Linked DNA regions of Homo sapiens: region 1 is linked to region 2. A link is an interaction called in ENCODE POLR2A ChIA-PET data of the cell type or tissue named here. Cell type or tissue: PC-3. All regions are shown on one strand. Links, peaks and the distances in the headings refer to the core of each region. The heading gives the core; the rest is flanking DNA. Region 1 has its middle 6.2 kb from the start of GSTM5. Region 2 has its middle 47 kb from the start of KCNC4.

Region 1 (4,390 bases), core at 85-4,084, 550 kb before region 2:
ATATGGTCACCCTATTCAGGGTGTTGGAAGAACACTGTCCTTGGTTTCCTGAAAAGGGAAAATTAGATGTGGAACTATGGGATCGCGTTGGTGCAAAATTCCAGGAACTGATCCCATCAGGAAATTATGTTCCCTTCACTGTTTGGGGTGATTGGGCCTTGGTATGTGCCATCCTAACGACATACCAATCCCGTGACCCCCTGCAGTTACCACAGTTTTCTGAATCTGGCGACCTTCTACCTCTTCCACAGCTTTCCTCTCCCACTCGGGCTTCATTATCTGCTCAGCCTCTCCCTTCGCCTACTCCTCCCCCACCTAACGATATTGAGGATTCAATATCTAACTCCGGTGACTTTGGCTTAATGTCACCCCCGATGGTCTTATTTCTTTTCATGAAGACCTGATACTTGTAGCTCCCATGGCCCTGACTCGGACAGCTCTGCACCATATCTATGCTAACTCTTCCCTTTTCAAATCTTTGCAGGCTTTGCCTCCAGAGCCATCTAATGGCTCCAGACCAAACTACAATTTACCTGTAATTCTGCAGGCCCTCCCCCACCGCAGCCCCTCACCCTCCTGTCATTTCGGTCCCTCAACCAGTCACTTTGCCATTCACTCAACCTGCTTCTCTGTACCCTTCTTCACACATGGACGCCCCTGCCACTCTGGTTGCACAGGATTTCCCAATAATCACCAGTATGCTTCTGTCTCTTCTGCTCCCCCAATGCCCCTTTCTCACACTCTCATACTGGTCTGACCTCCTGAACCTCAGTTTCCCTTATCTACACATACTTTTACTGTCACTTCTATGCCAACTCCATCTCATGTGCCTGCTCTTGAAACTTCCATGCAATGCTTATTACGCCAGAACAAAGAAACAAGTGGATTAGAGGTGTGGGCTTATCCGGTCACGCTGGAACCTCCCAATGCTCAAGGGGTACAAATGCGTTGATATGCACTGCTCAATCTTACCTTTTCAAAAGAATTCAAGGATGCTTGTGCTCAGTATGGTCCTGCTTCTCCATATGTTAAAATGGCATTACAGACTCTTTGTACTGAGGTCATTTTGCTTCCTTCAGAATGGGACCTTTTGGCGAAAGCTGTTCTAACTCCATCTCAGCATTTACAATTCTGTACCTGGTGGTCAGAGGAGGCCCGTCTGCAGGCTCAGCTAAATTGGGTTGATGGCATTCTAATTACTCAGGCTCAGCTCACAGGCTCTGATAATCACTCTGACACTACCGCCCAATTAGACTTTGACGCTCTCACCACGGAACAAGTAACAAAGTTGTGTATGAGAGTTTGGGATAAACTAGGTGCCCCAGGCCAAGCTCCTGTTTCTTTTACTACTGTTAAACAGGGTCGCAGTGAATTACATCCTGATTTTTTGGCTAAATTACAAGATGCTGTTCAAAATCTGTCTCTGATGATTACGCTCAAGGTATTCTCCTTCATATGTTAGCTTTTGAGAATGCGAACCATGAGTGTAAAGTGGTCATGCGTTCTGTCTAATGACAAAATTTACCTGATCACGAGGTGTGCCTGCATATATTAAAGCTTGTGAAAGCATTGGATCAGAGACCCACAAAGCTATTCTGTGGGCACGGGCCATGAAGGATGGCAATCAAACTGGCTTGACTGAATTCTTTTCTTGGAGCCTGCTATAATTGTGGTCAACTTCATCATACCCAAAAAAATTGCACTGTTAAAAGCGGCCAAGCCAGCTCAACAAACATGGCCAAATGCTCCTGCTACTGTTTGCCCTCATTGTCGTAAAGGTAAACACTGGGCAAGTACTTGCCACTCTAAGTCTGATATAGATGGCAATCCCTTGCCACAGAACCAGGGAAATGGGAAGCAGGGCCAGTCCCAGGCCCCAGTATCAAATGGGACACCTCAGACTCAGACCAATATTGTGTTTCTGCTTCAAGCGGTCCCAATACAGCCCCCAGCACAAGCAAATTTACCTACAGCCAACCCAGATGGGTCCCAGTCGCTTCTTCTGTCTCAGTACAATGCTTGTCTACCTCCACAGTAGGGGGCAGGGCGGTCAATCTCTGTAGTACCACTCCTCTAAATTTACTACCGAATTCTTTGCCTTTAATTGTCCCCACGGGGGCCACTGGCCCTTTACCTCAAGGTTTGGTGGGCCTGGTGTTAGGTAGGGCATCCACCTCTGCTAAAGGTATCATAGTTCATACTGGTCTCATTAATTCTGATTCCTCTGATGAGATTAAAATAATCGTGTCTGCCAAGGTTCCTGTTTCCATTCCGGCCAGTGAGTCAATTGCTCAACTACTTTTACTACCTAATATTGTTTTAAACAAAGGAGATAAGACAGGGGGCCCTGGGATGGGCTCTGGCGGTGAAAAAGCCGCTTATTGGATTAAAGTAATTTCTAAACAACAGCCCACCTGCACCATACATATTAAAGGAAAAAAGTTTGAGGGCCTAGTAGATACTGGGGCTGATGTTTCTATTATTTCCTCTAATTTATGGCCTTCTTCCTGGCTTAAACATCCCACTAACATGGGACTAGTAAGGGTTGGAAAAGCTGATGAAGTTCACCAAAGCACATTTATCTTGCCTTGCACTGGGCCTGATGGTCAAAAGGGAACAATTCAGCCTTATATCATGCCAATCCCCATTAATCTTTGGGGTAGATATTTGCTGGAACAATGGGGGGCTGAAATTAATATTCCACATAACTCTTCTCGTGCTCCCAGTCAACATATAATGGAAAACGTGGGGACTGTTCCTGGACTCAGTCTCGGTCCAAAACATGAAGGAATTACTAAATTCCTTTATGGTTTAAAAGCATAATTTAACCACTCCCCACTCCCAATTCCATTTAGCATTGTTTACTTTAAACTTTCTAAATGTTCCTAAAGACAATACTCTGACTGCAGCCGAACACCATTATACAGGCAAAAAATTCTCCCTAAATGAAAGCAAGCCAGTGTTATGGAAAAACTCCCAGACAAATACCTGGGAACCTGGAACAATTATAATGTGGGGAAGAGGGTATGCTTGTGTTTCACCAGGAGATCATCAATCCCCTGTCTGGGTGCCCACTAGAAGACTTTAACTTCGTGTGAATACTGACAATGAAAAACACAGGGAAGAGATGTCCACGTCAGAGACTGCCCTCATACCTGGTGAGATCTGTGCCAACTCCTCAAAAACTGGCACACCAAATCAAAATGGATCTCATTCAATCCTCCCTAATGGCAACAGAGACCCCTCTAACTAATCCCACTTCTCCTAATTACCTTTCTTTTTCTCCTTACAAACCTGAAAATCTCACCATTTCTATTAGCCTGAAAATAACATCCCTCTGTTCTTCTCTTCCTCCTTCAGCACTGGATCTCGCTTACAATAGGTTTTATTTAATAATTCTACTCCTTATACTTTCTGTCTCACCAGTTTCCCCTCACACTGATTTGCCTGCTACACAAAATTATTCTTATTGGGCTTATGTGCCTTTTCCTCCACTTATTCGACCTCTCACCTGGATGAATGCTCCTGCGGAAATCTACACTAACGATAGTGTGTAGATGCCTGGAGCTATAGATGACCATTGCCCTGCTCAACCAGGAGAAGAAGGCACTGCATTTAATGTTACTATGGGTTATAAATACCCTCCTCTGTGCCTCGGACATGCAACTCGTTGTATCCATCTAGAAACTCAAGTCTGGGCTGCTTATCTTCTGGAGAGATTAGCTACAGGAAAATGGGGACATTTGGTCTCCGGCCTCTCCCTTTGTCCTTTAAGACAAATGAAAAGGGGAGTAATAGGAGATACCCCATACTTTCAATATAAACCTGTAGGAAAACTATGTCCTAAAAATTTTGAGGGCCCATCTAAAACTTTAATTTGGGGAGATTGTGTTAACTCACATGCAGTAGTATTAAAAAATGACTCATATGCTTTAGTAATAGACTGGGCACCAAAGGGCTATTTAAAAAACACTTGCTCCTCTGGGGGAGGGGAATTCCTGGAGGCTACTTATTTTATTTCTTATTGGGAGGACGAGGATCATCATCCTACTTTGCATAGGTGGTTCGGCTCATTCTTTACCTTAAAATGGGAAGATAAGGACATTACCCTCCACCCCCAAGGCCTTGTATGATATTCCCCATTCTGAGCCCAGAACACCCAGAACTTTCGAAATTGGCTATTGTCATGTCTGGACTGCCAGTATCTGTGATTCTGAACCCCATGATAAATCCCCTTTGAACCTTTTTCCTCTTTTTGATGCCGATCCTCCTTTACGGGACTCCAATTGGCATTACGATAATTCTTATCGACCCAGGTATGCCCCTCTACTTCTTCAGCATCCCCAGGCACCTCGGTTTGCTTCTTTATGGTGGAGAACATCGGGCATTG
Region 2 (4,390 bases), core at 278-4,277:
CATTCCATTCCATTCAATTCCGTATTAGCTCACCACCTACTATGTTCTGGAAAGGGTGCCAACATTATAAGTAAAATAATCTTCAAGTTGATGAAACTCACTGCATAGCATAGGAGACATCCAAGTATATACAGATAGCATTTCTGGACTTGCAGAGATGATTCTCATTTAAGACATTTGGTAAACTCTGGTGAGAGCAGGGAACATACACTCTCTTTTATTCACCCCTGTAATCCCAGTGCCTGGCACAGAGCCTGGAGCAGAGTAGGTGCTTAATAGATGGTTGGCAAATGAGCAAATGCCTAGATCGTCGGAGTTGGACAAACAAGTTCCCTAGAGCTCTGCAGGGAGTTAAGATTCAATGTGCTCTCTGTTGGCCGTCCCCCTGGAACCCCCTGGTTTCCTCTCAGGAGGTCCTCTTCACTTCACCGTCTTCTCTCCAGCTCACCCCTTCACACTTAGGCTCTGCAGTTTTGCATTCAACACCCTACTCCATGTCCCCAGGCACAAGTTGCCAAAGATAACTAATATTAGCAGGTTAGAGTCAGCACAGATATACTTTAAGATGCTTAGCGGGGCTGGAGAGTCCTAGACAGAGCCGGGTGTATTTTTAGCTCTTTGGGTATCTGGAAAGGTATTGAGATGCAGTCATTGCTACAGACACCCAGGCAAATCAGTATTCTGCTACTGGCCTCCCCATACCAGGCAGTTTCCATTCAGTGTCTCAAAAGCAAGGGTTGCCATGGAGACTGAGTGCCAGGACAACCGAACTTCCTCTCAGGAAACAACAGCACAGGTGGAGCTCTGGGCCAATGGGGATCAAGAAGCTTCTCAGATGGCCACAGCTTTCTCTCCTGAAGGCAAACGATGGCAGAGGTCCCTGGCACCCTCAGAAGGGGTCAGCCAGAAGATGGAGGACACTGTCTCTGGAACTTCATTCAGGGAGGGGTTGATTCTATTTCTCACTCACACTTGCTGTGGACTGCTTTAGTTCTCTTCCTGGCCCTTCCTTCCACAAAGGGATTTGGCCACCCAAGAAGCAGTCTAGAAGCTGCTCAGGGAGGAAGGTGGCAGGGCCATTTTGCAGTAGAGGCTAGTTCTGGCAAACACCTAGAACACAAGCTCTGCAGGAGGCTGGGGGAGGCCATGTCAGTCCTGCAGCCATTAGAATTACAGTAGCCCACTCTTCTGGGTGGCACTGTACAGGACCATCTTATCCTATTCTTGCTATCATCTGGGGAAGCAGCCAAGACAGGTGGCATGATCTCCACTTTCCTCCTGCATTCGACAAACATTTCCTGTGTACCTGACATGTTAGACAAGCGAGATGAAAACCCAAGGCTCCAAGAGGCTATGAAACCCACCTACAGTTACAAAGCTATTAAGGGTGGAACCAGAAGAGCACCCAGATCTCTCCAGTCCCTAGATTCAGAGGGATATGAGCCCAAAGAATCTGTTAGAGAATATTTACTGTGACCCTCACACTTCAGAGAAAATAAACTGAGGCCCCGAAAGAACACATAACTTGGTCACTCAGAACTTGTAGTGGAGCAAGGCCAAGATTCTTTTGCCCAGTCTTCTCATCACCCGTAGCTCTTCCCAGATATTCCAGCTTTTACTGGACATCACGCTGTGTCAGGCAGTGGATCAGCTAACAATTACATTTAGTTGTGATTAATGAAGACCTGACCACAATGACTTAAACAGGGGCTTACGTCTCACTCATAAAAGTCCAGAGGCGACGGAGGCCTTGCTCGCTCCAGGCCCGGTCACAGTGGTTGTAGTGGAAGAAAGACAAGTCTGCAGTGGACGGGAAGCGCCGTCACGCCCCGGTATTACAAGGACAAGCTGAAGGAGGACCTGGGCGTGTGTCTGTTGCAGTCCAACTGTGTGGTCCAGGAAGGAAAATCCCCTCTGCAGTGTTTGAAGGAAGGATACTGCAAAGCTTTGAAATACTCATTTTTTGAGTATAAAAGATCAGTGTTGGATACCAGGTCAAGAATCAGAGGAAGAAAGGGATATTGATACATTATGTTGAAGCCAAGATGAAAACAACAAAGGATTTTCTCTGGTTATTAACACAAAGAAGCCAAAACAGGAAACATACTTTTTACTACATCTGTTTGGTTGGACCAGTTTTCCCCTCCATGGAACACTGAAGAAAATGAATGAGTTCTGTTTTTGAATATGTATAAAGTAAATGATTCTCTTGATCCAAGTTATTTTTAGAAGAAAAACCTAATTAAACAGTTATGGGTTGGGAGCATAATAAATGTGTTTTCAGAATTGTTCTAAAGCACAGAGAATGGAAAGATTGTTATTTGCAAACTTGACTCTTCAATTGAATTACACAATTTGTACAGGCCACTGATGTGACTGACACAGTTGATAACATGGAGCCTGTCCAGAAGACGTCAGTTGGGAAAGTTTAGGGTAAAACTTTTTCTTTAGTTCAGTCTTTCCTGTCTAGTTCTAAAATAAATTGTGTTTGATTCCCTCCCCTGCCGCAAAAAAAAAAAAAGTCCAGGGACCGGGTGCGGTGGCTCACGCCTGTAATCCCAGCACTTTGGGAGGCCAAGGCGGGTGGATCACGAGGTCAGGAGATCGAGACCATCCTGGCTAACATGGTGAAACCCTGTCTCTACTAAAAATACAAAAAAAAAAAATTAGCCAGGCAAGGTGGCGGGCGCCTGTAGTCCCAGCTACTCGGGAGGCTGAGGCAGGAGAATGGCGTGAACCCAGAAGGTGGAGCTTGCAGTAAGCCGAGATCGCGCTACTGCACTCCAGCCTTGGCAACAGAGCGAGACTCCGTCTCAAAAAAAAAAAAAAAAAAAAAAGTCCAGAGGCAGGTGTTCCAGGGCTGGTATGGCAGCTCTAACCAAGTCATCAGGGATGCAGCTTTCTTCTAGCTTTCTGCATCACTGACTTTTGCACACAGCTTTAATCCTAAAATGTCCAAGACTACAGCTGGTGTGTTAGCCATCACATCCATATTTCAGGCAGGAAAAGTGAGAACAGAAAGGAACAAAAGGACATGACATGCATGCCTGACCTGTCTGCCCCGTTAGGAGTCTTTCTGCAATCCCATCCAAGTTCTACTTATAATCCTTTCGCACTTGCCAGTAAGGGAGGTTAAGAAATGTTGTCTTTTACCTGGGCACATTGCTATGCTAAATGGATTTGAGCTTGTGGTAGGAATGAAGAATGATATTGGGAGCAACCAGAAATTTCTGCCATAGACACTTTCCTAGGCACTAAATGGAGATACTATTCATATATCTAGAATCTGTATCTAGATTTGTATTTCTCCTAAGATTTATGAAGGGTTTTTGTTTCCTGCTTCTTTTTTTTGAGACGGAGTCTTGCTCTTTTGCCAGGCTGGAGTACAGTGGCGTGATCTCGGCTCACTGCAACCTCCGCCTCCTGGGTTCAAGCGATTCTCCTGCCTCCGCCTCCTGAGTAGCTGGGACTACAGGCACACGCCACCATGCCCAGCTAATCTTTGTACTTTTAGTAGAGACGAGGTTTCACCACATTGGCCAGGATGGTCTCGATCTCTTGACCTCATGATCCGCCCGCCTCAGCCTCCCAAAGTGCTGGGATTACAGGGGTAAGCCACAGTGCCTGGCCATTTCCTGCTTCTTAAAATTGTTCTATACTTTCTAAATTTTCTTCAGCGTGTATGTGTTGATTTCACAATGAGAGAAAAACACCCATCCATCCTCCTTCAAATCATTCACACAGATGACTATTAACCCTGCCCAGAGTCACCTAGGCTATGCTGCTTTTACGAGGAAGGCACAAAAATTCTTAAAACAGGATTTGAGCAAAATATCAATTCTGTTCAGCTTGAATGAAATCTACCATATCACCCTATGAGGAGGCATGGAGCAGAAGTGGTGAATCCTCCAAGGCACTGATGAGAATCACAGCTTCATGCACAGCCAGCTCCCCAGCCCTCAGCCTCCCCTCCTCCTGCTCCCATCTCCTCTTGTCTGGGAGTACCTCCCACACAAGGTCTTCTCCACGCTGAAATCCAATGCCCTCAGGGGCTTCTGGGCTGCATGCCCATCTGGACTCAGAGCTGAATAGCAGGGGTGGATGCTGTGGCTCTGTGGGTAAGGCTCAGCCTTTGCACAGCCTGTCACAGATGGCTCTGTTTATTTGTGAATCGGAGGTATCCTCCTCAAGCACCCAGAAGGTAGGTCAAGGACCTGGAGGAGTCTCCTTTTCCCCACAGTAAGCCAAAGGCTGGGCCCAGGCATCCTGACCCCTACTGTCCCCAAGGAAATTGTTCAGGAATGAATCGTAGGCCAGCTCAGCATGTGACTAGGGCACACGGGGAACCCACCGGAACACTTTCTCTCAGTGTGCTGCTTGTCTAAGGCAT

The links. ChIA-PET counts read pairs that join two places held together with the same protein. Peaks named below come from ENCODE experiments on the same cell type or tissue, not always from the same donor. Only the 100,000 strongest peaks of a DNase experiment are listed, where the experiment ranks them.
Region 1: POLR2A ChIA-PET joins it to region 2 with 6 read pairs; 2 of 35 experiments call an interaction of 5 or more read pairs at or near these places.

The regions. Positions count from the first base shown.
Region 1 is chr1:109,703,890-109,708,279 of GRCh38, forward strand. No RefSeq gene overlaps it. Among named protein-coding and RNA genes, the nearest start is that of GSTM5, 6.2 kb to the right of the region's middle. In PC-3, for the core only: no CTCF peak of the experiment used is centred there; a DNase peak (open chromatin) is centred at 1,702.
Region 2 is chr1:110,254,906-110,259,295 of GRCh38, forward strand. It overlaps a transcript of KCNC4 not described here. Among named protein-coding and RNA genes, the nearest start is that of KCNC4, 47 kb to the left of the region's middle. In PC-3, for the core only: no CTCF peak of the experiment used is centred there; no DNase peak of the experiment used is centred there; H3K27me3 peaks cover 577 bases.